2 separate regions of the Mus musculus genome follow, and region 2 is linked to region 1. Evidence: chromatin loops called from intact Hi-C (ENCODE). Cell type or tissue: gastrocnemius. All regions are shown on one strand. Links, peaks and the distances in the headings refer to the core of each region. The heading gives the core; the rest is flanking DNA.

Region 1 (15,900 bases), core at 4,559-12,558:
AAATAAGCAACACATAGGCAAGGATGTTTACAGGTCTTCTATACCTACCTACAGATCCATTGGTGCGGCCATGTGTGTGCACACCATAGTCTGGTAAGGTTTTAGGAATAGGCACTGGAAAGAGAAGGCTCAGCAGTTAAGAGCACTGGTTGCTCCTACACAGGACCCAAGTTCAGTTCCCGGAACCCAGACAATGTCTTACACCCTTCTGTGACTCCAGTACCTGTAGGGTCTGACGCCCCCTTCTGGCAATTTTGGGCACTACATGCTCACGGTGCACACTCATGTAGGTAAAACACCCATATACATAAAATAAGAACAAATCTTTTAAATGTCAGTCTTGGGCTGGAGAGATGGCTCAGCGGTTAAGAGCACTGACTGCTCTTCCAGAGGTCCTGAGTTCAATTCACAGCAACCCCATGGTGGCTCACAACTATCTATAAACGGATCTGATGCCCTCTTCTGGTGTGTCTGATGACAGCTACAGTGCACTCATATAAATAAAATAAATAAATTCTTAAAAAAAAAAGTCAGTCTTCTGTCTGAAACAGCTGCCCTACGGGACTAACTGTCTTACATATGCAGTAGTTAAAAGGACACCTGGATTTCCAGTCGTGGTAGTGCACACCTGGGATCCAGCCATGGTAGTGCACACCTGGGATCCAGCCATGGTAGTGCACACCTGGGATCCAGCCATGGTAGTGCACACCTGGGATCCAGCCATGGTAGTACACACCTGGGATCCAGCCATGGTAGTGCACACCTGGGATCCAGCCGTGGTAGTGCACACCTGGGATCCAGCACTCAAGGCAGAGGCAGAAGGATCAGGAGTTACAGGTCATCTTCAACTACACAGAAAGTTCAAGTCCAGTCTAAACTACATGTCTCCGGCTGGAGAGCTGGCTCAGTGGTTAAGAGCACTGACTGCTCTTCCAGAGGTCCTGAGTTCAATTCCCAGCAACCACATGGTGGCTTACAACCATCTGTAATGGGATCCGATACACTCTCCTGGTGTGTGTCTGAAGACAGCTACAGTGTACTCATATATAAATAAATAAATAAATAAATAAATAAATAAATAAACTACATGTCTCCTGTCCTAAAACAGAATAAAGCTAAATAAGGGGGCTGGAGAGATGGATCTGCAGCTAAGAGTACACACTCTTCTTGCAAAGGAACCAGTTTTGGGTTCCTAGTACCTACATCATATGGCTCACAACCACCTGTAACTCCAGGAACACAGGCGCGCGCACGCACGTGCGCACACACACACACACACACACACACACCCAGCTCAGACAATTTCGTGTGTTATCTTATGGTACTATCACCTCCATCCCTCCATGCGTTTACCTGTTCTCCATGGTTTCAATGACTGCACACTACCCAGTTTTGGTTGTACCATGTTCCGTTCATCAAGTTCCTACTGAGATCATTTGTGTTTTCAATCTTTTGCTCTTACACACAAGGCTAGTATGCATGTCCTGTAGTGCACTGGGTCACAGGCTAAGCTCAATACATTTTCAATGGCAAACTCCCAAATGTCCGAGAACAACATCCTTGTCAGAGTTTTGAAAACCTCAAGAACCACAAATACGGGGGTTGGTGAGATGGCTCAGTGGTTAGGAGTGCCGACTGCTATTCCAAAGGTCCTGAGTTCAAATCCCAGCAACCACATGGTGGCTCACAACCATTCATAATGAGATCTGATGAGCTCTTCTGGAGTATCTGAAGACAGCTACAGTGTATATAATAAATAAATAAATAAATAAATATTTAAAAAAATACATTCACGCTTAAGCTTAATCTGTCACTTCAGAGGGAATTTCATATTTAGGGGGTAACTAATCTTTTTTTTTTTCTTTTTTGGTTTTTTGAGACAGGGTTTCTCTGTATAGCTCTGGCTGTCCTGGAACTCACTTTGTAGACCAGGCTGGCCTCAAACTCAGAAATCCACCTGCCTCTGCCTCCCGAGTGCTGGGATTAAAGGCTTGCGCCACTACACCTGGCAGGGGGGTAACTAATCCTCAATGTTGAAAGGCTGTTTGAAACAAAAGGCTGTCTGTTAACAAAATTACTGACATGCTAAGTGGGTTAATAAGGTAGTCTAGCCCATAAAATAAATACTTTGGAATGCTTTCAATGACGATTTTTGGAAACTATAAATAGCTCAGGAACACTTAAGACCATCTCAGGCACGGAGACTAGACTACAACATTATAAAACACTAACATACATGACTGGAAACACAAGGTTCAGCTAAAGACACCAGATACAAGACCAGAGAGATGGCTCAGTGGTTTGTAAGTACAGGCTGCTCTTCCAGAGGACCCAGCTTCCATTCCCAGCATCCACACCGGCTGTAACTCTAGTTTCTGGGTATCTGGCGCCCTCTTCTGGCCTTCACAGGTACTACACACAGTGCAGTACACTTACATGCTAGCAAACACTCATGCTATATTAAAAAAAAAGCCAAATACAAAGAACACATATGGCTCTCTTCCCCATCATAAAAGACTCAAAACCATATGTAACTAATCAGTATGTGTGTGTGGGGGGGCATCCTTTGAGGAACAGGATCTTGAAGTCATTGGTATCCCTCCGTTTCTGGTGTCACGGTGAATACACTTTGCTGTGGAGTTACCTCCATCTGATCAGCCTGTGGGCCTGTGTCTGCAGGGCCATTTTCCTGAATAATGATTGAGGTGAGAGGTCCTGGGTTGTATCAGAAAACAGGCTGAGCAGGCCATAGGAGCAGGCTAGTGAGCAGCACCCCTCCCTGGTCGCTGCTTCCGTTCCTGCATTCCTGTTCCTGCCTCTCAGGTTCCCATGACGATAAACTGTAAGCCTTAAGCTAAAATAAACCCTTTCCTCCCCGAGTAGCTTTTAACGATGGTGTTCATTACAGCAGTAGAGACATAAACTAATATACAAGGTCTCGTACAGCTCAAGTTGTTCTTGGACTTAATGTGTAGCTGAAGATAACCTTGAACTCTCAATCTTCCCGTTCCCACATCGCCAGTGCTGGGAATAAAACCCAGGCCTTTATGAGGGTCTGCTGGGCAAACGCTCTACCAACTGAACAGTGGTATTGCACGCCTTTAATCCCAGGACTCTGGAGGCAGATCTCTGAGTCTGAGGACAGCCTGGTCTATAGAGTTAGGTCCAGAAGAGCCAGGGCTACACAGAGAAACCCTCAAAAACAGGGGGCAGGGGGAGAAAAAATAGTAAATGAGCTGTTACCTTTTAATTCTGTTGTTGTCATCTTCAAGGCAGAATCTCCCTCTGGATAGCCCTGTCTGGCCTTTGAACTCACAGAGATCCTCCTGCCTCTGCTTTCCCCAGTGTTGGAATTAAAGGTGTGCACTACCAAACTTAGCAAGCAGTTAACTTTTCAAGGAGACCCACTTCAGTCTCTTGAGAGATTCGAACTCCCATCCCTCCCTGGACTCCAGGACTTGCTGGAGACAAAGAGGAGCAGCAGCTCATTGTGCCACGGCGCTTGGGGTGGTTAATGTGCTGTGCGTATCTACAGGAACCAGGCCCTTCCTCCTGGGGCTCATTTACACTCTCACAACAACCTCTTGCAGGGTCTTCATTAGGATGCTCTGTCTCACAGGTGAGGGAACTGAGGCCCAGGACAAAGCAGCCATGTAGGGTTGGCAAGTGATGGGACCAGGAAGCTGACCCCAGAACTGGCCCTGGCCACCTTCCCCCAAGTCCACCTTACTCTTATACAGGGCGTCCTCTCCCCTGGTCATGTTCAGCGAGAAGACGGCGTCCCCCAAAGTGGTGGCTGTGGTCATCTCGCCCCTGCTGAAAACAAAGGAGAACTTTTGCTTACAACTTGGATTAGGCTCTCGGTCTTAGCACCACCTTCCTTGAGATTCCTGCGCCATGAGAGGGAAGAGGCGGAAGAAGAGAATGCGCAGGCTGAAGCGCAAGAGAAAAGAGATGAGGATGAGGGCCAAGCAAACCAGCCTGTGCCCCCACGACGCCTGCGGGAGCAGAAGTGAGGGATGCTCAAGGCCGGGACACCGGAACAAGCTGTCGGACTGTGTGCTGCTGTCGGTAGTAAGTCTCAGGAGACCTGCAACGTCACCTCGTCACAATCACCTGGGAAAATGACTGCCTTTCCTAGGACCAAAACAGTCCCGCTGGCCCTCTGCCCTGGACCTTTGGCACTCTGGACTAGTTCTGGTCTCTCTTGTGGCCAAGTGTAACTCATGCACAATCAATCCTCTTGCTGTCAGCTGAAGAATCAAAAAGCAAAGAAACAAACAAACAAAACCAAAAAACCTTGGATTAGTCTTACCATGCCCGTACAAAGCCTCTTTCCCTCATTTCCTGGATGATCCTAGAACTCTCAAACACACAGTTTCTTTGGACAGCAAGTAAAGATGAGGCCTGTTCCTAAAAGCAGTACCCCAGAAGTGTAAGGAACGTCCCTCCCTCCCTTCTCCCTTCCCTTCCTCCCACCTCTTCTGACAGGGTCTCACATAGCCTAGGCAGCCTGATGGTGACCTTGAACTCCACCTCCCCAGGTGGCTGGGATCACAGATGTGCGCCGCCACCTTGCTTGGCAAGGAACTCGGAACTTGGTTTTTCTTTTTGAAATATTTTTTATTTATTTAGACTTACTTTATTTTTTGGGTATGAGTCCTTTCACTTGTCTGTCTGTCTGTCTGTCTGTCTGGTGCAGGTGGCAGTCAGAAGCAGGCATAAGACCTTTTGGGACTGAATTTACAGATGGCTGTGTGCTGCCCTGTAGAGTCTGGGAATAGAACCCAGGTCTTCAGGGAGAGCAGCCAGTGTTCTTAACCACTCAGCCATCTCTCCAGCCTAGAAACTTGTGGGGTTTTTTTTTTTCAAAGCAGTGTGAATTCATTACACTTCTCCTAGGTCACTAGTAGGAAGACAAACTCAACCCAGTAAGGTCAGGGTGGGTTGGGAGGTGCATAGTTAGATGTCTCGCCACCAGGAGGGAATGCCAGGATTGACCGAGCATGCCTCGGAAGCAGGCTGGTGCTCTAAATTGGTTGTTCTGAACTACAGGGGTCAGGAAAAGACGGGAAATAAGCAAAATTTCACTTCACTATTTTAGAGTCTGAGGATCTAGCTCAGTAGTAGAGCAAGTGTCTGGTATGTGAAGCCCTGGGTTTTATCCCTCTATATCTCTATCTATAGATCTACAGATCTAGATCTAGATAGACAGACATAGATATTTAGATACATAGATATATAGACGTAGATAGATAGATAGAGAGAGAGATAGATAGAGAGATAGAGATAGACAGAGATAGAGATAGAGACAGAGACAGAGATAGCTATACAGATAGACATGTGCCAGCTCCGCTGGATTGCTGAGACAAGGAACCCGCCTTTTCCTCTTGTTTCTGTTCTGGCTGCCTCAGGTTTCAGCCCCCTACTCTCTAGACCAGCGGCTCTCAACTTTCCTCATGCTGTGACCCTTTAATACAGTTCCTCATGTTGTGGTGACCCCCAATCGTAAAATTATTTTCGTTGCTACTTCATAACTGCAACTTGGTTACTGTTAGGAATCGTGACGTAAACATCTGATATGCAGGATACCTGACAGGCGACGCCTGTGAAAGGAGTCGGGACCTACAGGTCAAGAACCTTGCTCTAGAGTAAGGCCCCCAAGCCCTTCCGCCAACATTCTCCCAGCTACAATGGAAACAGGGACAGGCATCTGCCTGAGACATGAGGGAGGCCATCTTCACTCACTTGGAGGCTCTGTCAACTACTACCATAAGACGGATCTTGGTGGCCTGGCCCTGTTCATCTATAGGCCAGGCTCTCCCTTCAGTTTCTCTGCCCCACTGCGAGTTCAGGGTCCTAACTCCCACCCTGGTTCTTGTGATTTTTCAGGGCCTCCATGGCTCAGCTCCTCCTCCAGGAAACGTACAGGGCTCTACAGACCTCCCCTGTCTTCTGTCCCGGGCTCTGGTCACCTGATTGCCTTAGACAAGCTGGGGTGGGCCACATACTCCCCAGCAGGAAGAACACAGCCTCAAGCCACCACCCTTCCCTGAAGACTCCCACCCAGACAGCGTTAGCAAGGTTGTTCTCTCTTGTCCCACAGCCTCTGTGAGTCAGAAAGCACAGCTAGTGTCCCTGCCTTGTCTTTGCACACTCCCTGTCGCCCCCTGAAGATATAGCCTCGTCTGGTTCTTCTTTAGCTCTGTCTACCAGGTACAGCCTCATCTCCCTGTTGCCAGTGGGAGGACGGCAGCAAGGGACAGAACCCCTCCCAGCTTCTGCTTGTCTGAAAATGAAAGGCCTGGCCCTAAGGGAGCTGAGACTAGGACTAAGCTGTGAGCACTACTTTTTGTTTTTTGAGATGGCACTTCATGTATTCCAGGTCGGCTTCGAATCCACTATATAGCTAATGATGAGCCTGAACTGACCCTCTGGCCGCCACGTCTCCAGCGCTGCTGGGATTATAGGTGTGTGCACTGAGCCTAGGGCTTCACGCTTGCTAGGCAAGCACTCTGCCCACTGAGCAACATCTCAAGCCTGGAATGTGTTGCTATTAGGAGTTCAGTGAGCCTGGGCATAGTGAGAATTCCTGTAATCCCAGCGCCGCAGAGATGCAGGCAGGACGGTCAGGATTTCAAGGTTATCCTCAGCTCCAAACGGAGTTGAAGCTAGCCCAGGATAAGTGAGATACTCTCTCTAAAGAAATAAACAAATACATAGGCTAAAGATGAGAAATCAGGATGGCGGGCTCCCTGCTCGGCTCTTGAAGACGGACCCCTGCCTTTGACGCCACAGTGAGGCAGACGTGCTAATAAGGCGCATTTGCCCAAACCTTCTGTGTAACCCCAGTACAAGTACCTGCTCCCAGTACAAGATGCCACAGAAAACAGGGTTTCCTTTCCCATGGCTTCCCATCGGGACCTGAGGCTCAGAGCTACAAAGCTCACTCTTGTGCTCAGTTAGTCTGCAAACTGAAGAGCAGCCCCCTGGAATGCCCGTGTTCTGCCACCCCTCTGCCCTGAGATGCACCTGGTGGGAGCAGTGACCAGTCATTGCAGTAACACTCAGATGCACACATACACACACACATGCATACACATGCCCACTCCCACCCACTCCCTGATTCACACAAACATACACACATGTGTACTCATGCACACATATAAACACATAGCCAAACATACATACACCCTCATACCCACTCCCACTCATTCCCCTATAAATATACACACATGTACATATGCACATATAAACACATATACACACATACATATGCCCTCATACCCCCTCGCATCGTTACAGATTCATTCAAGCATACATATATGTATACACATAGATACACACATGTATAAACACACACACACACACACACACACACACACACTGACCAGTGAGTAGTCTCCCAAGGACACAGGACACAGGATCCTCCTCAGGTCCGTCCGGGTTCACCTCCTGGGTGCTGGGTTCAGGTGCCGGTGGCGGCCAGTCACTCCTCCTTCAAGAAGAACAGTGAGCAACCCCAGAGCCGATCTTGCCTCATGCCGGCAGCGACAGCTCTCAATGGCATCTCTGTTCCTGCCACATCAGAGAAGGTGGGAGGAGGGCGGTGAACACTGATGGCTACGGGTGTGGATGCTTTCATGTGTGGGGGCCCCAGCAACCGTAGCTAACCAAGCCAGACCCAAGACAGGGGACTGTGCATGCCCATGGCCGTGGGACGTCGGGATACTCGGGACGGCAAGGCTGGCCTTTCCAGACCACAGCTAATTTCACAACTACGGTAATGAGCATGGCTCTTGGCCTCCCCAGGCAGGATCCTATTCCACCCTCATCCTCATTCTGGAGGGGAGGGTGCAGCCACGGCACCCACTGCACAGAGGAGGCATCCGAGGTGCAGAGTAGACAGGAGCCCCACCTAATGTAGCTGTTAGCCAAAGCTATACCAGGCCATAGGCTGAGTTCTGGGACGCCCAGCCAGTCACTGTGAATCCCCTCCCCCTCCCTTAGACTGCTTCCCAGAGAACACACACAGAAGAGATGGCCTTCGTGAGTATTGAGATGGACAGAAACCCAAGATGGCTAAGGATGGTTCCACTCACAGAGCCAGAATGCTTACTCCAGCTTTGATCCCAGCTCCTACCGTGCCGGCTCTTGAACACACTCTGACATACTTCAGCCTAACTTTACTCAAGCTAGCGTCTCCGTCTCCACAAGAGCCGGTTGTTCCCTCTGCTGGTTAACTGGTCCTGTGTGGGGGCTGGGCTGGGAAGTGGCGGAGGTCATGACCCTTTACATACTGACTCATCCTCCCTTTGACTCCCCCTGGGGTCAAGTGTAAGAACTGTTATCAGGAGGATAAATGCTGTCCCCCTCCAACACCTCAATACATCTCCGCCCTAGCCCTCCCTGTGCTTCCAAGCTTCTCCCTGGAGAAGACAAGAAAACCAAATCCCCAGCAGACAAACTCACAAATATCCACCCGCAACCCAGAGTTTCAGTAAAGCGATTCGGCTTCCATGAGTGCGACAGAGCCCGGTAGGTAACACTCTTGCCTAACACACAAGAAGCAGCCTCAGGCCGGGCGTGGTGGCACACGTCTTTAATCCCAGCACTTGGGAGGCAGAGGCAGGCGGATTTCTGAGTTCGAGGCCAGCCTGGTCTACAAAGTGAGTTCCAAGACAGCCAGGGCTACACAGAGAAACCCTGTATCAAAAAACCAAATAAATAAATAAATAAATAAAAGAAGCAGCCTCAGGCTCAGTCCTCAGCACTGTATCAATGGTGTCACACCTGAAACATGGAAGGGTCAGAAATTCAAGGTCATCATTGGCTACACATTAAGTATGAGTTCAGCCTGGGCTACATGAAACCCTTACCTCAGCAATTAAAAAAAAAAAAATTAAAACGTGAAATCGGGGCATTTGCTGCCAAACCTGATGATCCAAGTTTAACCCCCACATGATTTATGAAGAGGGGGGACTTGTACAAGTTGTCCTTTAAGCTCTACCCATGCATCATCAAACATACACAAAATAAATAAATAATTAAGAAGCTTAAATGAGATTAAAGAAAAGTTCCGACTTTCCGAAATACTGGCGCTTTTTGGAGCTACAGACAATGACGATCACTTTGTCATCACCCCACCCCCAATCTCGCTGCTGGCCCTATTCCCTTTTACCATCTTTTCCACAAACCAAACCTGTGAAACCTCATGGATTCCCTACTGCGGATAGCAGCGTGGCAATTCTACCTCTGTCCAGCAGGTGGCGGTAGCAGTTAGCGGTAGGTCGGTAACTAGCCTGCGGAACCCAAGCGTCTAAGGATTTCTTCCTACCCTGGAAAAGAGCAATTCTGTGGTCTCTGAAAACGTTCTTCTTGGTTAAATATCTTCCATTTCAGCAATCCTTAAAGTGGGCTATCGGGAGCCTGAAATATTTATAATGGCTTTTATTTTCTTTTCAGAAACACAGACTTGGGAAGCTGTGGCTGTCTTGGAACTTTTTACATAGAGCAGACTGGCTTCAAATTCCCAGTCATCCAAGAGCTGTGCCCTCATGCTAGGCTCAAAAATTTTTTTTTTTTGGTCCACGATCCCTGCCTGAATTCTGTCATTACAACCCAGGCCTCCTTACCTTACCTGTCTTTCACAGTTCCTGTTTGGACCTGTTCCAGTAGAGCTTTTCCACTGGTCTTGTGGGAATTAGATTAGATGGGAACTGTAGCTGGGTGTGATGGCACACACCCAGGAACCCCACCACTGGGGAGGATCGTGAGTTGGAGGCCAGCCTGGAGCTAGAAGGCTATGTCTAACAACAACAACAACAACCACCTAAGCCGCAGTGTCTGGGGTATAGCTCACTGGTACAATGCGTCCCTGGCCTGCCCTAGGGTCATGCCCTGGGTGTAGTGGTAAACCTAGCACTCTCCGACACAGAGCTATAGGCAGGAGAATCGGGAGACAAGGGCACGTACCTGGGGTGAGATGTCTGTCTGAAGGGAGTAGGGAGAGAGGATTCTACCAGCCACGGACACTCCCCACTCTCTGGACAGACAGACAGGTGACTGATCGGCTGCTGGGGTTAGGTAGATGAGCTACAGCGGAATCTAAGCTCCCCGCCGAGGCCAAGGGAGAGATCTTCACTTCTACTTCAACACCGGCCCCCCCAGTGCTTCCTCATCTGCCACATCCTCCATGAGAACCCCAGGAGGCAGCTGCTCCTGTGTCCACAGCCTTCTCCTTTACAATCAGGGAAACTGAGGACCAAGAGAGCCTCGGGATGCATGTAGAGAGGAAGCGTGGAGCAGGGTACAGCAACAGCAAAGAGAGGCATAAAATAACTCGCCCTTGACCCACAGTAACAACCAGGCCTGTCGAGAACCCCCACCCCGTTTCTCTTTTAGTGCCCTGCTGCCGTGGCAGTATTGCTCCCATGAAGCGAGAGAACTCGGAGTTACTGAGTCACTTACTGAAAGCAAGAGGCAGGAGAGATAACTCAGCAGGTAACAGTGCTCAGAGCACAAGCCTGACCCAAGAGAGAACCGACTCCCCAAAGTCATTCACTCTCCCTTCCCCCCACTTCTCTCGCTCATATGCACACACACATGCACCCACACCCCCATGTGCACACATTGCACACATCATATATACACATAATAGTAATGTTTTCCCCCACCCCACAGTCACATACAGGTGTGCATATGGAGGATAGAAGTTAACTTGGGTGTCATTCCTCAAGTGCGACCCACGGGTTTTATGAGACAGGATCATTTGCTGGCCTGAAGTTCATCACATACTGGCTTAGGTAGTGAGCCCCAGGGATCCTTCTGTCTCTGCCTCCCCAGCTCTGGAATGAAAGGCACTGCCTGCTTCCCAGCTTTTTATGTGGTTGCTGGGGCGTGTCAAACTCAGGTCCTCACGCTTGTGCGGCAAGCATGTCATTGACTGAGCCATCTCTCCAGCGGGCCTCCCCCATTGTTTTTAGATGTATTGATCTTATTGTAGTGTGTGAGAGTTCTGACTGTGTTTATCCACCACATGCTACCTGGTGCCCAGGTCAGAAGAAGGTGTCAGAGTTCCTAGAATTGGAGTTATAGATGGTTGGGAGCCACCGTGTGGAGGTTGTAATTGAACCTGGGTCCTCTGAAGGAGTAACCAGAGAGCTCTTAACCACTAGCCATCTCTCCAGCCTGTTTTTGTCTGTCTTCAGAAATAAGGCCTGGGGCTGGTGATATGGCTCAGCGGGTAAGAGCACTGACTGCTCTTCCGAAGGTCCTGAGTTCAATTCCCAGCAACCACATGGTGGCTCACAATCACCCATAATGAGATCTGATGCCCTCTTATGGTGTGTCTGAAGTCAGCTACAGTGATCTTATGTATAATAATAATAAAGAAATCTTTTTTAAAAAAGAAAAAGAAAAGAAAAAGAAATAAGGCCTGTTAGAAATGGGAAAGCAGGGCTGGAGAGATGGCTCAGTGGTTAAGAGCACTGACTGCTCTTCCAGAGGTCTTGAGTTCAATTCCCAGCAACCACATGATGGCTCACAACCATTCGGAATGAGATCTGATGCACTCTCCTGGTGTGTTACAATCTACTCACATATAATAAATAAATACATCTTTTTTAAACAAAAAGGAGATCACTATAATAATTCCGGTTACTCTACACGGTGAACTGCTACAAGTTTGAAGTTTGAGTCCAGCCTGATCTTACTCTGTAACTCCACCCCTTACCTCAGTTTCCCAAGTGCTGGGGTCACAGAGCCGTGTATCGTGTGTGACATTGTCTGGATTTGGGTTCCTGCCTCTCCTTCTGCCATTCCTGAGGACGTGGCAGGCTCCAAGTGCTTACCATGTGTGACTTACAGAGAGAAAAGCTCGCTGGGGTGGGGGCTCTCAACCCGTGGGTCCTGACCCCGTTGGGGTAATGTCTCATATCAGATATCCTGCCTCTCAGATAGTTACATCACAATTCATAACCATAGCAAAATTACAGTTATGAAGTAGCGATGAAATAATCTCAGGGTTGGGGTCAGTACAACGCGAGGAACTCTATCAAAGGGTCGCATCGTAGGCAGATTGAGACTCACTGCTCTGCTCAATGGAGACACGGTGTCCCAGGAACCCAGTGCTCCAGTGTCTAGGCAGGCCACCCTTTCAGGGAGCCCATATCTCCTGATCTGTAGCCTCACACGGGAGCATGGCAGAGACCCTGATAGCTGGAATGTTGGCCTGAGAGGGAGGGAGGGGTCCTGGATTTAAATCTTACCTTTGTTGCTCATTGGCTGCGGGACTGTTCCAAAGTCACTTGTTCCGTCTAGTGTACAGCTTTCTGTCCCGTGGAATGGGACAGTCGGGACCCAGTGACCTTCCTCTCAGCTGCTCACTACCTTAAGACGTTGGGCTTCCTGAGTGGTTCAGGGTGTGGCCCCTCACCCTCCCCACGCTGGCTTGCCTAGCACAGTCTCTATTCCAGAGAGAGTACACCCCCTGTTTCCTGCCCAAGTCAGGACCTGGCAGGGCAGGGCTGCAGCGAGGACTGCAGACAGACCAATCCCAACTTCTGAAGCTGCCCGCGGTGAGCGCTGGACGGCTGCCAGTCACAATAGGCCTGAAGGTACAGAGGGGCATTTGTCCGGGGACCGGAGCCTCATGTAAACCTGTGCTCTTGCTTTGGCAAGCCACCTCCTTTTCTCCACAGCCTCTGGGGCTGCAGTAGCAGCTCCTGCTTGGCTGTGTGTTTGAGGGGAGGGGGGGATGGGCACGCCATTCGGATCCCTCTGTGGGGCTGGAAGCTTCGGGAAGAAAGTGGGTGGGAAGAGAGGCAGACCGTCATTTGTGCAGGGTCACACTGAGGGTCACAGAGAGGGTAGAAGGACTGCACAGTGGAAGACAGGAAATGCTCTGAACACAGCCAGGGGTGGTCAAGAGGGCCAGGGACTGGTTCTGGACTCCCTCACTGACTAGACAAGAGACTGTGGGCACAGAACTCCCTTCTCTTCTGGCCTTGGTTTGCTCTGCTGTAAAATGGGGTGACTGTCTCCACCTCAGGCTGAGAGGACTCTATCAAATAAAGTTATTAGTGAATACCCAGTGAGGTATAGTAACAATAACGGTTTGGACCCAGACGGGCTTGGATCTTCATGCTACCTGCTAAGCAATTCAACTGGCAGTGTTTACCTACAAGGCTGTAGCTTGATTCCCCATCACAGCATAGACTGGGCGAGGTGGTGCACACCTGTAATCCCAGCACCCAGAGGGTGAAGTAGAAGGGGCAGGAGTTCAAGGAGCTCAACAAAAGAGAGTATTAGTTCCTTGCTTGCTGCCGTGACAAAACTCTTGACAAAGTCAATGTAAGGAAGGGCTTATTTGGCTCACGGTTTGAGGAAGGGCTTATGACCCTCAACGGCTCATGGCCCTGTTGAGGGTACAACAGTCATGGAGGGGAGGGGCTGGTGCAAAGAGGTGGCTGGCTGGTCACACTGTGTCTGGAGTGAGGAAGGAGACCGGTCAGGAGTCGGTTGCATGGTGGTAGCTACTGGCACTCAGGTGACATCTTCCCTTGCTCTCCCAGGGTACCCAGTGGTGCTGGTAGAATTTCGGACGGATCTGCTCATTTTACTTATCCTAGTTTAGGGACGTCCTCATAGACAGGCCATGAAGCCTGCTTCTTGTGGGATTCTGTCGAGTCAATATTTCTCACCATACCTCTAAGGACTTTTTATTTTTTAACATGGGGGTCACATTTTCTTCCACCTTAAAAAGTGCTGCCCAGTTTCTTTTTTCCTTGTTGAGACAGTCTTATGTCATAGGCCAGGTGAGCCTGAAATTCATGATCCTCTGACCCCAGCCTCCTATATTCTGAGATTCCAAGGGGGAGAGCCCACAACTGTCCATTCCCCAACCATGATTTGATTTGATTTTACTTTATTTGTTTGTTTGGTTTGGGAGACAGGGTTTTTCTTTGTAGCCCTGGCTGTCCTGGAACTTACTCTGTAGACCAGGCTGGCTTTGAACTCAGAGATCTGCAACCCTGAGTACTGGGACTAAAGGCGTGTGCCACCACCGGCCCGGCTTCCCTATCTTTGACTTTAAAATAAGCTATAATCTCATTGGAGGGCCTTCAAAATATTGTGGGGCTCCCTACAGTACCTGGTGACTCTCACATGGGTTCAGCATTCTCTAGGTGCCTGTCTGTCTGGGCATCCTGTCCCAGCCTGTCCCGTATCTGCCGGACCCCGTGTCTTCACCTCTGAGGATCCTCTCCAGACCTCAGAGTCCTGGGACCTGATGCCTCACTCTCTGCAGAGCTGAGCTCAGGGCCTTGGTTTGTGAAAAATGTCCTCTTGTGAAAATGTCCTCTTGTGAAAATGTCCTCTTGTGAAAATGTCCTCTTGGTTTGTGAAAAATATCTACGTGGCACATATTCTGGTCCCAGAGGCTGAGTATATGCTGTGTCTAGAGGCTGATAGGATCCCAAGAATTTCAGTTGTGGGCAGGCCATCCTGCTGTGGCCAGGGCCTCCATGTGTTTTAGCTGGAGTGGCCATGGTGAACACTCCTAATGGCTCTGTGCCTGAGGCCTCACACTCTCATCTGTCTGAAGCCCCATCGCATCCCCTTTACCTCACACCCAAGGACCCTTAGATTCCAAGAACCTAACTCATCACAGTTGCAAGTATCAGAGGGAGACCCAGGCACCTTGTGCTTCCCAGAGCCCCCACTGTCTCCCTCAGCAGGCTGTAGGGACTATGGAAGATACTCTGAGGTGTGCAGAGACCAGACAAATGTATTGGGCACAGAAGAGGCTGGGTAGACGCCCTGGATGTGTCAGGGTACTGAGCAGGGAAGGTACCCTGTCACTGTACGTTTCTGGGAACTGTGTGTCCCCAGCTGGCTCCGAGTGTCAGAGAACCCTGGCCAGGAGGGGCTGTTGCTAAACAGGCTAGCAGGGACTTCATTTCCTTACCAAGAAGTCCAGAGTCGCATGTTTACCACAGAGCAGAGCGCTACAGAACTATGACACTCTGTCCATTCGGGTGCCTTTAAGTAGCTATGAGGGAGAAGCTCAGAGTCTTAGAGGAGAGGGGTGAAGGCAGAAGGCCCTGGGTCCAAAGCTTATGTTGGGGGCTTATCGGCACCATTTACTCTACAGAGATTGGTAAGGCAGAGAGAGGAAGAGAGATCTGGCTGGGCTCAACTGTGGGAATGCAGACTGGGTGGGGGGACAAAGGACATTCAGGAAGGGGAAGAGGGTTGCCTGGCCTGGGATTCTGGACTATACAAAAGGAGAGGGGAACTGTCATGCTCTGCTTCCTGACTCTGGATGCAGTGTGACCAGCCGCTTCCACATCCTACCACCATGCCTCCCACGCAGTGATGGACTGTGTGCCCTTGAACCGGGAGTCAAAATAAACCCTTTTTCCCTAAAGTTTGTTTGTTTGTTTGTTTAAATAGACTTATTTATGTATGTGAGTATACTGTCCTACGTTCAGACACACCAGAAGAGGGCATCTGATTCCATTACAGATGGTTGTGAGCCACTATGTGGTTGCTGGGAATTGAACTCAGGACCTCTGGGAGAGCAGTCAGTGGTTACTGAGCCATCTCCCCAGTACCCCACAAAGTTGCTTTTTTATCGGGGTGCTTTATCATAGCAGCAGGACAGTAGCTGAGACAGCGTGGGTTTGCTGTTAGGATAAAATGAAATATGTATAAAAGCCCTCAGCTGGCACAAAGCCGCACTGGACAGATTCGCTTCCTTACCGAACCTGCTGGATGGTCTCCACGCTCGCCCAGCTTGCAGTCCAATCAAGACAAAATCAGAGCTGGGGTGGGGGAGGAGAGAGGGTAAGGGGGAGGTGGGGGGGTGCGTGGTGCTTAGTCAGTCAAGCACTTGCC
Region 2 (15,900 bases), core at 4,895-12,894, 290 kb after region 1:
TTTGTATATGTGTATGTTTATGTTTGTGTATGTGTATATGTATGTTTGTATATGTGTATGTATATGTGCATGTGTGAATGCCTGGATGTATGTGTATGTACTGTGTGTGTCTGCCTGGTGCCCACACAGGCCAGAAGATGGCATCGGAAACGCTGGAAATAGACTTACAGGCAGTTTTGAGCTGTCATGTGGGTGCTGGGAACTGAGCTCAGGTCCTCTGCCAAAGCTGCCAGTGAGTGCTCTTCACCACTGAATTAACAGAATCATTTCTCCAGCTTCCAGATTTTTTTTTAAAAATCACCTGGAGAAAGAAGTATTGGAAAGCACCTTGTAAAAATGTGGGCGGTTTCTTGGACTTCTGTTGCTGTTTATTTCTATTTTTTATTTTTTGGCTTGGACGTACTGTTTCGTTTCCTTTGAGATGGGGTAGGGTTCAGCTGGTAAGATGTTTGTCTAGCATGCACCACGTCTGGGTTCCATCCCCAGCACCATAGGAACCAGCTGTGGTGATCTGAGACCATAAACCCAGCACTTGGGAGACAGAGAAGCATGAGTTCAAGGTCATCCTGGGCTACATAGTGAGTCTGAGGTTAGCACAGAGTACATAAGACCCTGAAGAGAGACATACAGAGACAGACAGACAGACAGACAAAGGCAGAGAGAGAGAGAAGAAAAGAAAAGAAAAGGAAAGAAGAGAAGAGAAGAGAAGAGAAGAGAAGAGAAGAGAAGAGAAGAGAAGAGAAGAGAAAAGAAAAGAAAAGAAAAGAAAAGAAAAGAAAAGAAAAGGAAAGAAAAGGTGTTTGCTGAGTGTCATAGCACACACTTGTAGTCTTGACAGTTGGGAGTTTGAGGCAGGAGGATCCTAAGTTTGAATCTAGCCTTGATTATATAGTGACACCCCATCTCAAAATAAATCAACGAATGAACAGAGGGTTAGAAGATAGAATTAACTAACTTATAAGTTTAAAGGCAGATTGTAGGGGCTGGGCTGTGGCTCCACACCGGAGCATTTACCCAGCATGCTTCAGGGCTGAGGTTTGATCCTCAGAGCCACAATAAAAGGGAGTGACAGGTTATGAAAAAAAGTGCACAGTGAAGCCCGCATTGTAAATGTATATATTTTTAAAGGGCTGTGTGGTTGGTCTATATGTCCCTCCAAGGTCCCCAGTGATGGTTTCCAGGAGGTGGGTAGCAGAGACACATTGCTAGGATCATTCTGTAGCCAACTGTGTGCTCTCAGGGAAAAGAGACATTTGTATCAACATCGATGGGAGCCACTACCCACCTTGGCTGACTCATGTGACATCTCCAGGCCATCGCGTGGGCTGACGCCAGGCCGCCTTCTCTCAAACCGCCAGGTGTGTCTCTGTGGTTTGGGCCTGCTTTTCATTTTCTTCCTCTTTGTTCACCCTGGCAGCAGACAGGCTACTGCCAGCATTACCCTGTGTCAGAAGCACTTGCCAGAGAGTGTGACTCCCACCCCTAGGAGGTCACAGGAGGGAGGCTGCAGGAGGGAGGTGGGGAGTGAAGCATTTCCGGCAAGACTGAGACCAACACCTGGCTTTGGGCACCAAACTATGAGGGTGTCTAGAGGGTAGGGTATAGGAAAGGGGGTGGGGACAGAAGTCATCAGAGCTGTGCCCCCAGGTGACTGGCCCTCTGCCAAAGCTTTCTCATGAGGTCACATCCAAAGTATCAGTGGATGTGTGTGTATGTCTGTGTGTGTTTATGTATGTATGTATGTATGTATGTATGTATTTTGTTTGTATGTATGTGTGTGTATATGTGTATCTGCTCTCGATTGCACTCACTCACACACATGTGTGTGTGTGTGTGTGAGTGTGGTGTGTGTATGTGTCTGATGCAAGATACAGGAAATAAGGTATTTGGCTAAGAAAGTCATGTTGAAGATCAGTAGACAGCGGGGGGGGGGGGGCATAGGGATGCTGATTGGTGGAGAATGCTAGGGGGCTGGGGCTGGGGAAGATGGCTCAGTGGGTAAACTTGCTGTGCAAACATGAGGACTTGAGTTTGGATCCCAACGCCCAGCGTGGCCACATGTATGCCTTTAACTTCCCAGCACTGTGGGAGACGGAACCATGAGGATGCCTGAAGCTTACTGGCCACCAGTCTAGCTGCAGGTTCAGCCAGAGACTGTGTCTCTAAGGAATATGGTGGGGAGTGAAAGAATGCACACAAATAAACACACTTGTTAGAAACACTTGGCAGGGTGGGGGTGGGGGGGTGGGGGGGGGGACTAAAGCAGAGAGCTAGGAAATTCAAAACTCCCGTGGGCTGCATAGCTAGATAAGTAAATAAATAAATAAATAAATAGGCTTGCAATTTGTTGAGGCTGTGGTCTCAAGAGACACTACCAGGCCTGCAGAAGCCAAGCTGCAACCAGTGGGCTGGCTGGCCACCCTCTGTGTCAGGATAACGTGGAGAGCTAAGAGGCCCAGCACCTGCATCTCTCCATTAGCATCTAGCCCAGCATTGGACAAGGCACTGACAATGAGGGCAGGAGGGTGGTGGTGTGTGACTGGCGAAAGTCAGTGTCTGTAGCTATCAGGAGACTGAGTACTTAAGGCTAGGTTCCTCTCAGCTTGCCTGTGACCCAAGCTTGGGCACATACAGGAGGACACAGGGCAGGAAGGCCTCTGCAGTATCAAGGCAGGGAAGAGAATCCAGCCTGCACAGGAAGGTGGCCCACGGGTGACATGTCAGATCACTTGAGTTTGGGAGACTGGACAGGAAGTCCAGGTAGGATGGACACCTTGGGGGTAGTTGGACAGCGTGGCCTGAACCTATTAACCAAAGGAGAGCAAGAAGAGTGTCTGAGAGGACCAGACCGATGGGGGGTGAAGGGGGTGGGGTGGGCAGAAACTCTGTTCATTGTACCCAGAAGGGTTAAGTCTTAGCTAGGACCATCAACAGACCTTTCTCCAGGTAAAAGTCACCACCCACTTCCTGGATCTCTGTGGGCAAAGAAGTGTTAAGATCGCCGCCCTCTGGACACTCCAGGAATTACACTCTTCCACCGACGTTGGAAAGGTCCGAAACAGCAAGCAATGGAGACTAATTCTAGAACATTCTGGCTGACACAACAGTTCGACATCTTTGCTGCTGCTTTTTCTCTTGCTGGTTAGATGCTCGCAATGGCCTCAGCATTGAACTGAGCAATTTTCTTGAATGGTCATGGCGAATTTGATAGAGATATGAGCCTTCAGCCAGCATCCTCTTACTCAAAAGCTTGTTTTTAACCATATCCTTAGACTCTGTCAAGCCTGAGGAAGGCTTGATCCTGGCCTCAGCTCTTGGTAGCAGCTGTCTCGAGCTCTAAATTGAGGAGGATCCTGAGTGTGGGGATGAATTGGTAATGTCTGCCAGGAGTGCCGCAAGGGATGGACGGAGCCACGAATTGGTCTTCACGCCTCACGTGGTCCACCTGCTGGAGCCTTGTTATCTTCAAGAGACCTCGAGAAAGGCATCAGGTTTGGTCCTTTCGTCTCCTGTCTTTCTTCATGTGTTGAATGACCTCAGTGGCACTCCAGATTTACCACATTTAAATATGAACCCCTAAACCCATCTCCTCCACTCAATAGAAGGTCTCGGTCCACTGAAGATGATACCAATATCGTCCCTGCTGCCCTCTTCTCTAGCTTCTCATCCGAACTCATAGTCGCTCTCACTGGCTTTGCTTTTGAAGTAAGCTCCTGACTAGGACCACTTCTTCCCACCTCCTGAGCTGCTACCACCTGGAGCTGGTTACAGCCTGGCTGCCTCACCAGCCTTTGCCACTATAGTCCTCAAAGGTTAGTCTCAGCCTGAGGCTCCCTGGTGTTCTCAGGGCTCTTTTGCATAAAATAAACACAGGTGGGGGGAGAGGATTCATAGAGGGAAGGGAAGATAAGGGAATTCTCACTCTGATCTGATGGATAAGAAAGAATGGAAGCCCAGAATAATAGTATTGTTGGCGCGAAGAACATATATACACAGCGGAAGCTGCCAAGCCAGGCTTGCTTGAGAGCTGTTACCTGCCATCTCCCTCCCTAGTGTGCCCCTCTGGTTCCCAGAGCCTTCCGATGGACACATCCAAAACTTTCAGGTAGGAAGGATGTCAAGGATGTTGGTCTTATCCTGCCGCCCCCCCCCCCCGCCCCCGCGCCAAAAAACTGACCTGGTGATATAATTATCAGGCTTGCAGCGTGGGTCACTTTCCTTTGGTGTATGGTGCCCCCTTGTGTTCATATTAGGAAGTGTATGCAATTATCTAAAAATGCTTCTGGGCAAGGAGTGGGGTTTGGAGGCTGGTCCGGGTGGCTTGATCCCTCCTAGCTGGATTCGTCCATCCGTCAGTGAATAAAGCACGCACCCACGCATGTGAGGGTCATGCTCCAACATACAGGCCTTTATTCCTTCTACTCGGAACAACTCTGAAGTCGTTAGAAATTGGAAGGGCTTTTTGTTTTGTTTTTATTATGAAGGTTTGAGTTGTATCCTGATCTTATAAGATATATGCTCAGTGAAATTTTCTTACAGAATCTAAGTACTGTCCATGTTGCATGTCTTTGAAAAATGCAGCTACAAATGGTAGCGGAAGTCTCTGAAGACTAGCTAGCTTCACGATTACATTTGTTTAACCTTGTAGGGGCGAGGATTGCAGGCTGTGCCCAAGGCTCCAGTACATTTACATTGTAGTTGTTTTTAGATTTTTATTATCTTTGCGGGGGAGGCAGAGAATGTGCATGTGTGTGCATATGCATGCATGCGTGCACATGCCCGTGTGTGTGTGTGTGTGTGTGTGTGTGTGTGTGTTTATGTGTGTGCTGCAAGAGGGGAGTTTCTTTTCTTTTCTTTTCTTTTCTTTTTTTTTTTTTTTTTTTTTTTTTTTTTTTGGTTTTTCGAGACAGGGTTTCTCTGTGTAGCCCTGGCTGTCCTGGACCTCGCTCTGTAGACCAGGCTGGCCTCGAACTCAGAAATCCGCCTGCCTCTACCTCCCAAGTGCTGGGATTAAAGGCGTGCGCCACCAAGCCCGGCAAGAGGGTAGTTTCTAAGCACCCCACTTTACCCAAGTATTCTGCAGTCACGGGGAGCAGGAAGAGCAAGACAACAGAACTGAAGAGAAGGCAAAAGAATGTTCGGACCAAGTTTCTTAGACAGATATACAAGACCAGCTCTGGCAATGTGTTCAGAGATCCAAGGAGGGGATGTGGGATCAGTGATGATATTGGGCAGGCACACACTCACTCACACTTGGTGGATGAAGCAAGCTGCAACCACTTTATACACACACACATTTGATGGATGGATCAAAGCTCCAACAACTTTACACAGACAGACAGACAGACATTCACATACTTAGTGGATGGAGTAAAGCTCCAATCACTTTACATACACATATAACACATACACACATTTTTGGTGGATGGACCAGACTCCAACAAGCAAGCTTCAACAACTTTATTTTTCCCCTGTAGCTTATATATTTCAGTAAACCTTTAAAGTGGTATAGAATTACAATGTGACTATATTCTAGTTTTCTTCTAGTGACTGATTATGAAAAAAAAAAAAAACAACCCACTGTGTTCCCTAATACCTTTACAAGAAATAACATTATGTAGTACAGGTAAAAAAAAAAAAAAAAAAAAAAAAACCAAATTATTCCCAAGAACCCTCATACATTCGTAACTAAGTATCTTGTTATAGATTAACAAAGTGTGAGCAAGCAAGGTAGTTTTCTCAGTCAACTTTTCTTACTGACAGGCAGCAGTTTGTGGTCACAAAGGATTAATCGTCTTATTATTTATCTTAAAAAGTAATCTTCTAGAAAAATCTTAAAAGAATCACAAATCCAAGTTTCTATATTAAAAAATCAGTGATTTCTATTTTTAATCCTCGAGGTGAAAATCTACTCATTAAATTATATCAGGAAGCTGACGGTAAAAATGGGTACAAAATTGTTACCTTGCTCACCAGCCTGGCCTCAGCAAGAGTCAGCCAGTGCTGCCATTGTTCTTGTTCCCTGACCTTAAAAAGGCCTTAGCTCAATTGGTAAGAGTGTGTCCTTCTGAGCTGCAGACTGATCCCTAAGATTTTTCTACATCAGAGCCACTAGCAAAAGACATCTTAACCTAGCTTTACCAACCATCTAGATCTCCAAATTCTGTCTCCGAGTGGTGATCAGTGATCGTGGCTAACAATATACATCTCTAAGTTCTTTCTGAGTGGGGTGGAGGAATTGTTAATCTGCTCCAGCAGCAATGGGGCAATGCTGGGGGAAGATCAACCACTGCTTTTTCAGAGTCAGTGACTCTACCCAGTGTGGGGCTGGAAACCCATTAGAGTCTTCATACAACTGAGAGCATGACATCCCCAGGACACGACATCCTCAGGGCTCTGCCTTTCCAAGACACACTGTGGGCCTGGGGGATGGAGGGGATAGGGGGAGGGGGAGAGCCCATATCTGGCCAGAGTTCCTGTGCTCTAGGTGGGCAGACACAGGAGGACTGCTGGACACTTTCCACTAGACCCGAGTGGGCATCTGGCTGCGTGAAGCCACTGACCCCACTTGGCGGGGAGTGAACAAGAGTAACTTCAACAGGAGCCAGGGGTCCAGGAGACATGAGGGAATGCCTTCCATCCCATGTAGGTGAATTATCACCACCAGGTCCTACCAGAGTTCATGACCTCAGCTCGACTGAAGACTAGGCTGTCTGTGTATAGCCCATTGCCCCACAGCACACCATTGCGGTTGTACCAACTGGTGGGTCACATTCCGTAAGTTCTAAATGTGTGGTTGCTCCTGCACTGTCCTCTGCAATACAAGAACAAGTCCAAGACCAGAATGGTCCCTGATTGTGTCCCAGGTCACACAGCAGATAATACAATTGGGTTTATTATTATCAAACCCCAACTTCTGAGTTCCCCTCTGACTCCAGCAACCTAGAAAACACCAATGGAAATATAAATTAGCAACGCCTTGAGACACACCTATTGACAAGACATTTTAAGTCGGATGAGTTCCAGACTTGGCACTGAAGTTGGGGAAAGGGTCTTGAGTGTTCTACTGGTGGGAATTTAGTTGGCTAAGTGACAGTGGCGAACAGTTGGTCATGTTTGTTGAGATGTTAAATGTCCACACCCTGTGACCCAACAGATCCACACCAGGGCAGTATCTGTCCTGGAGAAACGTGTGCCCAGGTACACAAGGGTCGAGAATAGAAAGATAACTGGGGTGTTGGCCATGAAGAAAAAATTACATGTGTTCAGCTATTCATCCATGGGCATGGGTCAACTATAGCACACAGGAACCAAGGAAGACTGTATGCAGGAGAGCACCCTCTCAATGCGAAGGGAGGAAAATGTTGAGTCAGAGTTATTTAAAGGCATCTAAAAGAAATCGTATTGGTACACACCCCGTGTAACTTAAATTTCATTTTGGAAAAGGTACAACCAGGAAGTAAAGAAAGGAAGAATAAAAGGAAGCAGAGAGAATGTTCCCAAGAGACTGCTGCACACAGTAGGTCCAAAACATCAGCCAAGGGGAAACAAGAGACCTTTTAAGGAGGTCAGTGGGAAGTGGGTCCTGGAACAGACTCTGATTTTTCCAGAAGGTTCTGGCAGACATTTGAGCCTCAAGCTGGGCACTCGGGTATCTGCCTCTGCATGTCTGTCCTGCGCCTGCAGACCTGGGCTGCACCTGCAGACCTGGGAGCTCTGTGGAGAGCTTGGAAGGGCAGATAAGGTTTGGAAGAGCCTGGCCGCTCTTACAGGAAAGAGAGAGGAAGGGAATTTCCGATGGGAATGCCTCTCCCCCTCCACTCCCACCATCTCTGTATGAGTATCAGACTCCTCCATACCCCAGGGCCTAGACCGTCCCATCCCACCTCACCGAATAGCAGGCTGAGGTCAGATGCTGGCCCAAGGTCAGGTCCAAGACAAGGTAAGAAATCCTAGGCTTGTTCTAAAGCAGCCACAAGCCATGAAGGTCAAAGTGCACTTCCGCCATTCACAAACTGTGCACCCACAGGAGCCCTCTTGACCTGAGAGAACTCACACCCCAAACAGGTCAGCCTGAAATGTGTATTTACTTATGTGTGCAGGAGTGTTTGGCCTGCATGTATCTATCCAGATGTTCCAGATGTGTACCTGGTGCCTGAGGAGCCAGAAGAGAGTGTCAGGTCCCCTGGAACTGAAGTTACAGGTGGTTATAAGCTGCCATATGGGTGCTGAGAATTGAACCTGGGTCCTCAGCACGAACAGCCAGTGCTCTTAACCTCTGGGCCATCTCTCCAGCCCCATAAGTTACCCTTTTAACATGTACAGTTTCAATACATTCACATCGTTGTGTATATTAATCCATCACCAACATCTAATTCAATAGCGAACTGTGCACCCAGGAACAGACACAGACACATTCCCTTCCCTGCCCCACCCCCCTCAAGCCCCTAACAACAGCTAACAACTTTCTTAGCATCTCCGTAGACCTGCCCATTCTCCACATCATACATGGAAGCTGAATCCTGCACCACACAGCTTTTTACACTGGCTTTGTTCCCTTGGCACCCGCATTCCCACAGCTTGGTTCCCACAGCTCGCCTGCTGTGGCTAGCTAGCATCAGGACTTCATTAGTTTACTGCCCAATAGGATTTCATTGAATGGATATGCCACAACCTGCTGCCCTGCTCCCTGGTTAGTGGGAGTGTGGTGGTCTCCCCTTTCATCTTTGTAAGTAAAGAAGCTATGAGCATCCACAATTGTGATCTTGGATCTCTGGAATGAATCACAACTAAGTATACAATGGTGGTAATTCAGTTCAGCTTTCAGAGGAGTGGATAAAATGTTGTCTGCCGAATCTGCACACCTCACATCCCCCTGAGCCTCAGCTGCCCTTTGTAGGATGGTGAAAGGCAGCCCAGTTTCTGGTTGAGCTAGGTTGGAAATCCTGGTGGCCTCGCAGGAGATCACCCTGCAAGAAACGGTAGGCGTTTTGCCATGTTCCTGGACACCAGGCTTCTGACATAAGGCTGCAGCTCTTCATAGCTCTGTGGTCATCACTCACATAAAGGCAACGCCCCAAGCCCCTCCAGAGGTAGAGGATTTGACCTGTGGTCTCATAGCCTCAAGACAGACCTCCATTTTAATGAGGTACCTGAAGGCCTGGAGGCTTAGCCAATAAACTCCAGTTCCCAGACACTCCTCTCTGCAAAAGGTATTTAACCTCAGGGCGGCACTGAGAAAGTGGGGTATGGTTTTACTCAGCACAACTCTCCGCCATGACAATAAATGCCTTCAAACCATGGACTGTCTCTTTTCATCGCCTTGGGGAGCAATGGAGCAGGCCTTTGCCTAAAGAGCCTCCGCTAATCTCTCGCAGGAGGCCTCTCAGCGCTCCCAGCCATGGCCTCCACCAAGCCAAGCCACTCTGCCAAACAAGACAAGGATTCTCTCCCCCCTGGAACCCAGCCCAAGCTCTCCCTGCCTTTCCTCATCGACCCCGGACTACATCCAGCCCGCAGGCCCCCAATCAGTTCTTTCGCAGCATCCAGCCGAGTCTGGGTGTCCAAGAGCTCGGGAACCAGACGACCCCAGCCTCCTTGCAGGCCTGGGGACCCCCGAGCCAGCTCCAGCAGTCCCTGGGGACCTCAGACTGCGCCCCCCCCCCAAGCAGTGTCCAACGGCTTTTCATAGCCCGATGCCTGCGGGGCGCTGTGGGGTAAGCGCAGTCAAAACTTCCCGCGGCCTGAGCCCCGATTGGATGTGGGACACCCCACTAACCCAACAGCCCTTGACAAAGACTCAGGGTGCAGATTTACCTTCAGCCTAGCTGTAGACAGCGAACAAAGGACACGGAGAAAGAAGTGTATACTTAGGAGCTGCTCTGGAAGCAGTGGGTACTGAGAGGGGGAAGAAAGAATCCGCGACTCTGCAGGCCACCGTGCCTCTTCCTGTCCACTCATTCTCAGTCCAACAGAACCTACTCTGTTTGTTTCTTACTTATTTGCAAAAATTTGGTGGTTGTTACTTTTGGACGAAAATTCCAGCCACCCGGAGACAGACAGACAGACAGACCATCACACACGGTACATGAGAGCAGGAATCAGAAGTAAGTGTTCTTAAAGTGTGAGGACTGATCTAGCCTCAGGCTGGGGCTCTTGACGAATTAGCAATCCCCAAGTGTGGTGACATCAGGTCACTGGAGGAGACTTCTGTGAACAAGGTTGGTGTGGACAGTCACATCAGTTGTTTGTCCACACAGCATCTTCCAGCCCACTATAGCTACTAGCTAGACTGACCAATGAAGGCAGCCCATCCTTCTAGTCACACAGATTGGTTAGGGGCACGTGTTCCAAATCAGCCAATCAGAAACTTTCTCTGCCAGACCGCCCTCCAAGGCCCCCACCTTAGCCACACCCACCTTTGAAATTCCCAGTGTGGTGGATTGTAGAATTTATGTTTTGCCTAAGGTGGTTTGAGGTACACCCTTCTTCATGTACCTCACCAGCTGCAGAACTTGCTGTTTATATGTGGAGTGTGTGTGGTATGTATGTGTTCACGTGTATACTGGCGAATGTGCTTGTGCGAGTGCATATGGAAGCCAAATGCCGAGGTCCAATGTCATCCTCAATAGTTTTCCACTTCATGTTCTGAGACAAAAGTCTCTCACTGAACTTGAAGCTCATTGATTGGCTAGCCTGGAATGATTGGCTAGCCTGGCCAAAAAGCTGAGACGATGTAAGTGAGGACGTTTTTAGGAGATTATGAGGTGGTAAAGTGACCCCCTTTCCCTTCCAAATCATAGTGGTCCAGATCTTCCTGTTACAGTATGCCTTCCCATGATCCTCTGGAAAAGTGCACAGGTGGTGGTGGTGGTGGTGGGAACAACATTGTATCATGTATCAATGTGACAATGTATCATGTAGGGCACAGAGGGTAATGGCTGGGGCTGTCAGTGTGACAGAATACAAGATCACCTAGGAGATTTTAGTGCCTCTGGGCATCCCTATAGAGAATTATTTTGATGACAGTAATTAACGTGGGAAAGGCCACCTTATTGTGTGGGGGATGGCTTGGGGGACAGGGGATCTTGGACTGTAAAAGATGGAGAAAGCAAGTCCAGTGCTTGTATGGATGCTTCTATCCCTCTCTGCTTCCTGCCTTCTTATGCCGTGACCCGCTGCTATAAGCTCTTGGACTTACTTCCCTGACAGAACTGACTTACCTTCAACTGTGAGCCAAAATACACCCTTGTAGGGCATGTGGATTGTGCCACCAGATGGGCACTGGATTGGTGAGGTGGAGCATGCTCAGACCGCAGGAATCTCAGAGATTTAAGATGGTGGGAGTAGGGCTGCCTGCTCTCTATGTCCATGTTTGCTCTTGTTATGCCCAGTTCTTGGGAACCCCAGGAGACCGCCAGAAATCGTGCCACCGATGTAAACACAGAGTCTAGACCCAGATCGGATCACAGCCTTCCTTGCTCTGCAGGTTAGAAATGAGGGGCTCAGGGTATATATGGGGCTCTCGAGCCCTGGTGTTACATGATTGGGCAGAGGATGAAGGAATACCATCCTTCAGGACCAATAATGTTTGTTCAGACATGCAGCTGAAAAAGGACCTTTTTGACCTGGGAAGAAATAACTTGTTATAAATTGCCCTGTTTGTATTTTGATGCTAATTCCACTTCCCCAAGAGAGGCTGCCTCGGACAAGGAGTGAATCACAAACTCACGTGACTTCATGTGAACGTTCTCCCCATTTTATCTTGTAAAATAAAGGCTAGAACTGGTGATTGGGCAGTGGAAGGGAAAGGTGGAGCTGAAAGTTTTAGAGAAAGGGAGAGAAAGGAGGAGGGGGAGAGCGGAGAGGAAGGAGAGAGAGGAAGCCGGAAGAGGAGGAGGTGGAAGGAAAATGGAGCAGAAGCACGTGGCCTAGAGAAACCGCAAGTGGCAGGGATCTCATAGCTGGGGGATAGAGTAGTGCAGTGGTGATCGGCCCAATCTAGGTGCGCAGCTTGTATCCATATGAATTGTGTTTTCCTTGCACGGGCTTATTTGGGTTGGAGATTTACCACAATAACTCACTCCCTTATGGGAGGCTAGTGGAGTTTTACAAACCCATCACAGCTGTCTGGGAACACCTAATTGCCTCTTTTCCACAGCTCACGAGTGGGGGGCGTGATGACTTCAAGGAATTTCTGTCTCTTTCAAAGGCAGGAGTCATCTGCGTCAGGGAAGTGCTGGCTGTTAGATGTAACTGGAGAGAGAGTGCAGCCAGGGGTTAAGGCTGAGAGGGAGGCTAGGACAGGCAGCCTTTTGTTTGCCCTCTTCAAAGGCAGGAGGCATCTGGACTGGGGCAGGCAGAAAGGGGGTTGGGGGGAAGCTACCTTGGTTCTTCACTCTGCATCATGTAACCACCATCCTCAACTAAGGTGACCACAGTCAAATAACACAGCCCCTGGAACACCTCCTCCAGCTAAATGAAGCGATAAATGACCTCCCTTCCTAAATATTCTCATGCCCCTCCCCAAAATTATATACTCCCCAGTTCACTCTGAATAAGACTTATGCATTCATCCACTGCCAACAAAGAAATATGAGCAAACTAAGATTGTCTCAGAGAGCTGCTTCATTGAAGATCGCCATTGGGAAGGCCTTTCTTCACCTAAGCTAGCTGAAACACTAAGCCTCCTCCTTCTTCTCTCTTCTCCCAGTTCTCTGCACTTGGCACTCACTCTTAACCAGACTGGGATCTTACTGGTCCTGGGGCCCCCGACCTCCCCTTCTGGCCGGGTGGACACAGGCGCTCTAACACCGGATGGGAGGCTCCACTGAGGACCACCTTCCGGACTTTGCCCCGTCTTCCCCGAACCGGTATATTTGTGGCCTCCGGATACCTCCAGAGGAGAGGCAGACCACAGGACCAACAGCCCTTTCTCCTTTAAGCTGCTTTTGTCGGGGTGTTGTATCATCTGAGAAAGAAGAAAAGAAATGATGGTATGCATGTGCAGCAGTTGGGGGGGGGGGGGGAGCAAAAAACCAAAACCCGCCCTGGTGCTGTAGTGTCTGATATAGCAGGGACAATCAAACTTCAGCCTCAAGGATAGTTACCCACTACAGGGTCTTCTGACCTGGCCACAGTTTCCTGGGTCTCTCATATATAACTCCTTACCTACCTGATATCAAACGAGAGCCTATTAAATCTCAGCCATGGGAGGAAGTGTGACCTCGAAGACTTTCTGATACTGAGGTTTAATGAGTCATAAGCCAAATTCGGCTCAGTAAATATTGAGTGGTGCATGGGCCAGCCAGAAGCCAAGAGGAGGACTAAGTGACTGGAGTATGTGGAATGTTCCTGACCGAGCCCCAGTCAATAAAAGTTTTCTTGTTCACTGCTCAGTGGACTGCTGCTGTGTGCCAGGCCTTGTCATTGAGGCCGTATTAAGGAGGGGAATTCTTTTTTTGTTTGTTTGTTTGTTTGTTTGTTTTTTCAAGACAGGGTTTCTCTGTATAGTCCTGGCTGTCCTGGAACTCACTTTGTAGACCATGCTGGCCTCGAACTCAGAATCTGCCTGCCTCTGCCTCTGGAGTGCTGGGATTAAAGGCGTGAGCCACCACGCCCGGCTAAGGAAGGGAATTCTTAAAAGCACACACAAAAGTAATTTCTCTTATGATAACAGTTTATCCCCCAAATCCACATCGCCCCGAACGCAGTGGCTTTGGGAAATGAGGCTAAATGGGGGTGTTCAGGTTGTGTGGGCTTAGCCCTCACGAACAGGTTTCCAGTCACCATAAAAATGGCTTTCGTGCGGAAGATTCTTCCCTGCTCTTCTCCACCTGAGAGCAGAGTGTGCCTTAAAGCAAGATGCTGCCACGCTGGCCTTGGCCTTCCCAGAGAAACAGATTTCTGTTCTTTAGAAGTCACCTGCTATTAAAGTTTGAATCTAATATGACTCGGGGCCCTTAGCGTCCTGATTTTTTAGTTTGGTTGGGTTAGGTTTGGGATGATAGCCGTTGTTAAGACAGGAATCCATGTAGCCCAGGCTGCCCTATAACTCACTATGTAGTCACAGAGAACCTGTTCCTTCTGTCTTCATTTCCTGATATCTGGGGTTACAGCCATGAGCCACTGTGCTTGTCTCATGGCATTCTGGGAAATCTAATCCGGCGCTTCATCATAGTAGACACGCACTCTACTGCCTGACCCCCAACCCCAGGCTTCAGGGTTATGGTTTGAATGTCCAGCTCTCAGGTTTTGGTGCTGTTCTGGTGGCTATGGAGTCTTTGGCTCCAAGATCTGGCTGGAAGGAATAGTTCACTGGAGATGGGCCCGTGGTTCTGAGCCATTTCTCTGCTTCCTGGGATGCCAACATGTGTGTGGCTCCTTGCCCACAGCGCATGCTCTCACCACCATTACCCACGGCTCGTGCTCCCACCACCGTGAACAGACACCTCGTCACACTCCTGTTCCCACAGACAGGGTTATTCTACCTTTTCTTCTAAGCTGAACTGAAGTGGGTCTCAGAGACCCTGAGCTCAAATAAACCCTCCTTCCTTCAAGTTGCTTCTTCAAGGTATTTGTCGTGGGTATTATTAGAAAAACAACCTGCCTAGTTTGTGGGATTCTGCTCCCAGTATACAAAGCACAAGTCAATAGAGAGCAAACTAAAGCCAAGGTCAGAGAAGGCTCCCGAGGAAGAAGCAAGAATAGGTGTTGACTGTTTGACAAAAAGGCGGGGGAGGGGTAAACCAGGGAGAAAATTCTGGGCACAGATAATAAATAGTATTAGACAAGACTAAAGACAGGAGCAAAAAGGGGGACCTTTGTGACTCTGGCTGGAACAGAGATCCAGAGGGGAACTTGTGGGGTAGGCTGAGGCCTTTTGGCTACTGGGAGGTTATCTCGAAGCTCTTTATGGACTGGAGACTTTCCAGGTAACTTTCCAAGGAGACTTCTAGGCCTAGGATAGAGTCTGTTCTAAATGGGTAAGTGAGATGGCACCACAGGTGGAAGGTGTTCTTTCCTGTGACCCAGCAGTGTGCCGGGGTGGCTCACACAAGCCCTGGAGCGACTTGTACCCCATGACCTAGTGCTTCAAGGAAGCCACAGACTGGCTGTTCATACCCTGAGACTGGCTGTCCATACCCTGAGACTGGCTGTCCATACCCTGAGACTGGCTGTCCATACCCTGAGACTGGCTGTCCATACCCTGAGACTGGCTGTTCATTCTCTGAGACTGGCTGTTCATTCTCTGAGACTGGCTGTTCATTCTCTGAGACTGGCTGTTCATTCTCTGAGACTGGCTGTCCATACCCTGAGACTGGCTGTTCATTCTCTGAGACTGGCTGTCCATACCCTGAGACTGGCTGTTCATTCTCTGAGACTTGCTGTCCATTCTCTGAGACTGGCTGTCCATACCCTGAGACTGGCTGTTCATTCTCTGAGACTGGCTGTTCATTCTCTGAGACTGGCTGTTCATTCTCTGAGACTGGCTGTCAATACCCTGAGACTGGCTGTCCATACCCTGAGACTGGCTGTCCATACCCTGAGACTGGCTGTTCATTCTCTGAGACTGGCTGTTCATTCTCTGAGACTGGCTGTTCATTCTCTGAGACTGGCTGTCCATACCCTGAGACTGGCTGTTCATTCTCTGAGACTTGCTGTCCATTCTCTGAGACTGGCTGTCCATACCCTGAGACTGGCTGTTCATTCTCTGAGACTTGCTGTCCATTCTCTGAGACTGGGTGTCCATACCCTGAGACTGGCTGTTCATTCTCTGAGACTGGCTGTCCATACCCTGAGACTGGCTGTTCATTCTCTGAGACTGGCTGTCCATACCCTGAGACTGGCTGTTCGTTCTCTGAGACTGGCTGTCCATACCCTGAGACTGACTGTTCATAT

Evidence for each region. Hi-C counts contacts between places; a loop is a spot of excess contacts. Peaks named below come from ENCODE experiments on the same cell type or tissue, not always from the same donor. Only the 100,000 strongest peaks of a DNase experiment are listed, where the experiment ranks them.
Region 2: a loop joins it to region 1, with 2.2 times the contacts of the local background. A loop is called at or near these places in 22 of 42 quality-filtered maps.

Annotation. Positions count from the first base shown.
Region 1 is chr4:135,373,261-135,389,160 of GRCm38, forward strand. It overlaps Ncmap (noncompact myelin associated protein), which reads right to left. Exons shown (of 5, transcript NM_145555.2): 2 at 7,392-7,578; 3 at 3,731-3,813. The coding sequence starts at 3,806. Among named protein-coding and RNA genes, the nearest start is that of Ncmap, 17 kb to the right of the region's middle. In gastrocnemius, for the core only: a CTCF peak has its summit at 9,260 (motif pointing right); a DNase peak (open chromatin) is centred at 9,258; H3K4me3 peaks cover 610 bases.
Region 2 is chr4:135,663,384-135,679,283 of GRCm38, forward strand. No RefSeq gene overlaps it. Among named protein-coding and RNA genes, the nearest start is that of Ifnlr1, 15 kb to the right of the region's middle. In gastrocnemius, for the core only: no CTCF peak of the experiment used is centred there; a DNase peak (open chromatin) is centred at 9,461.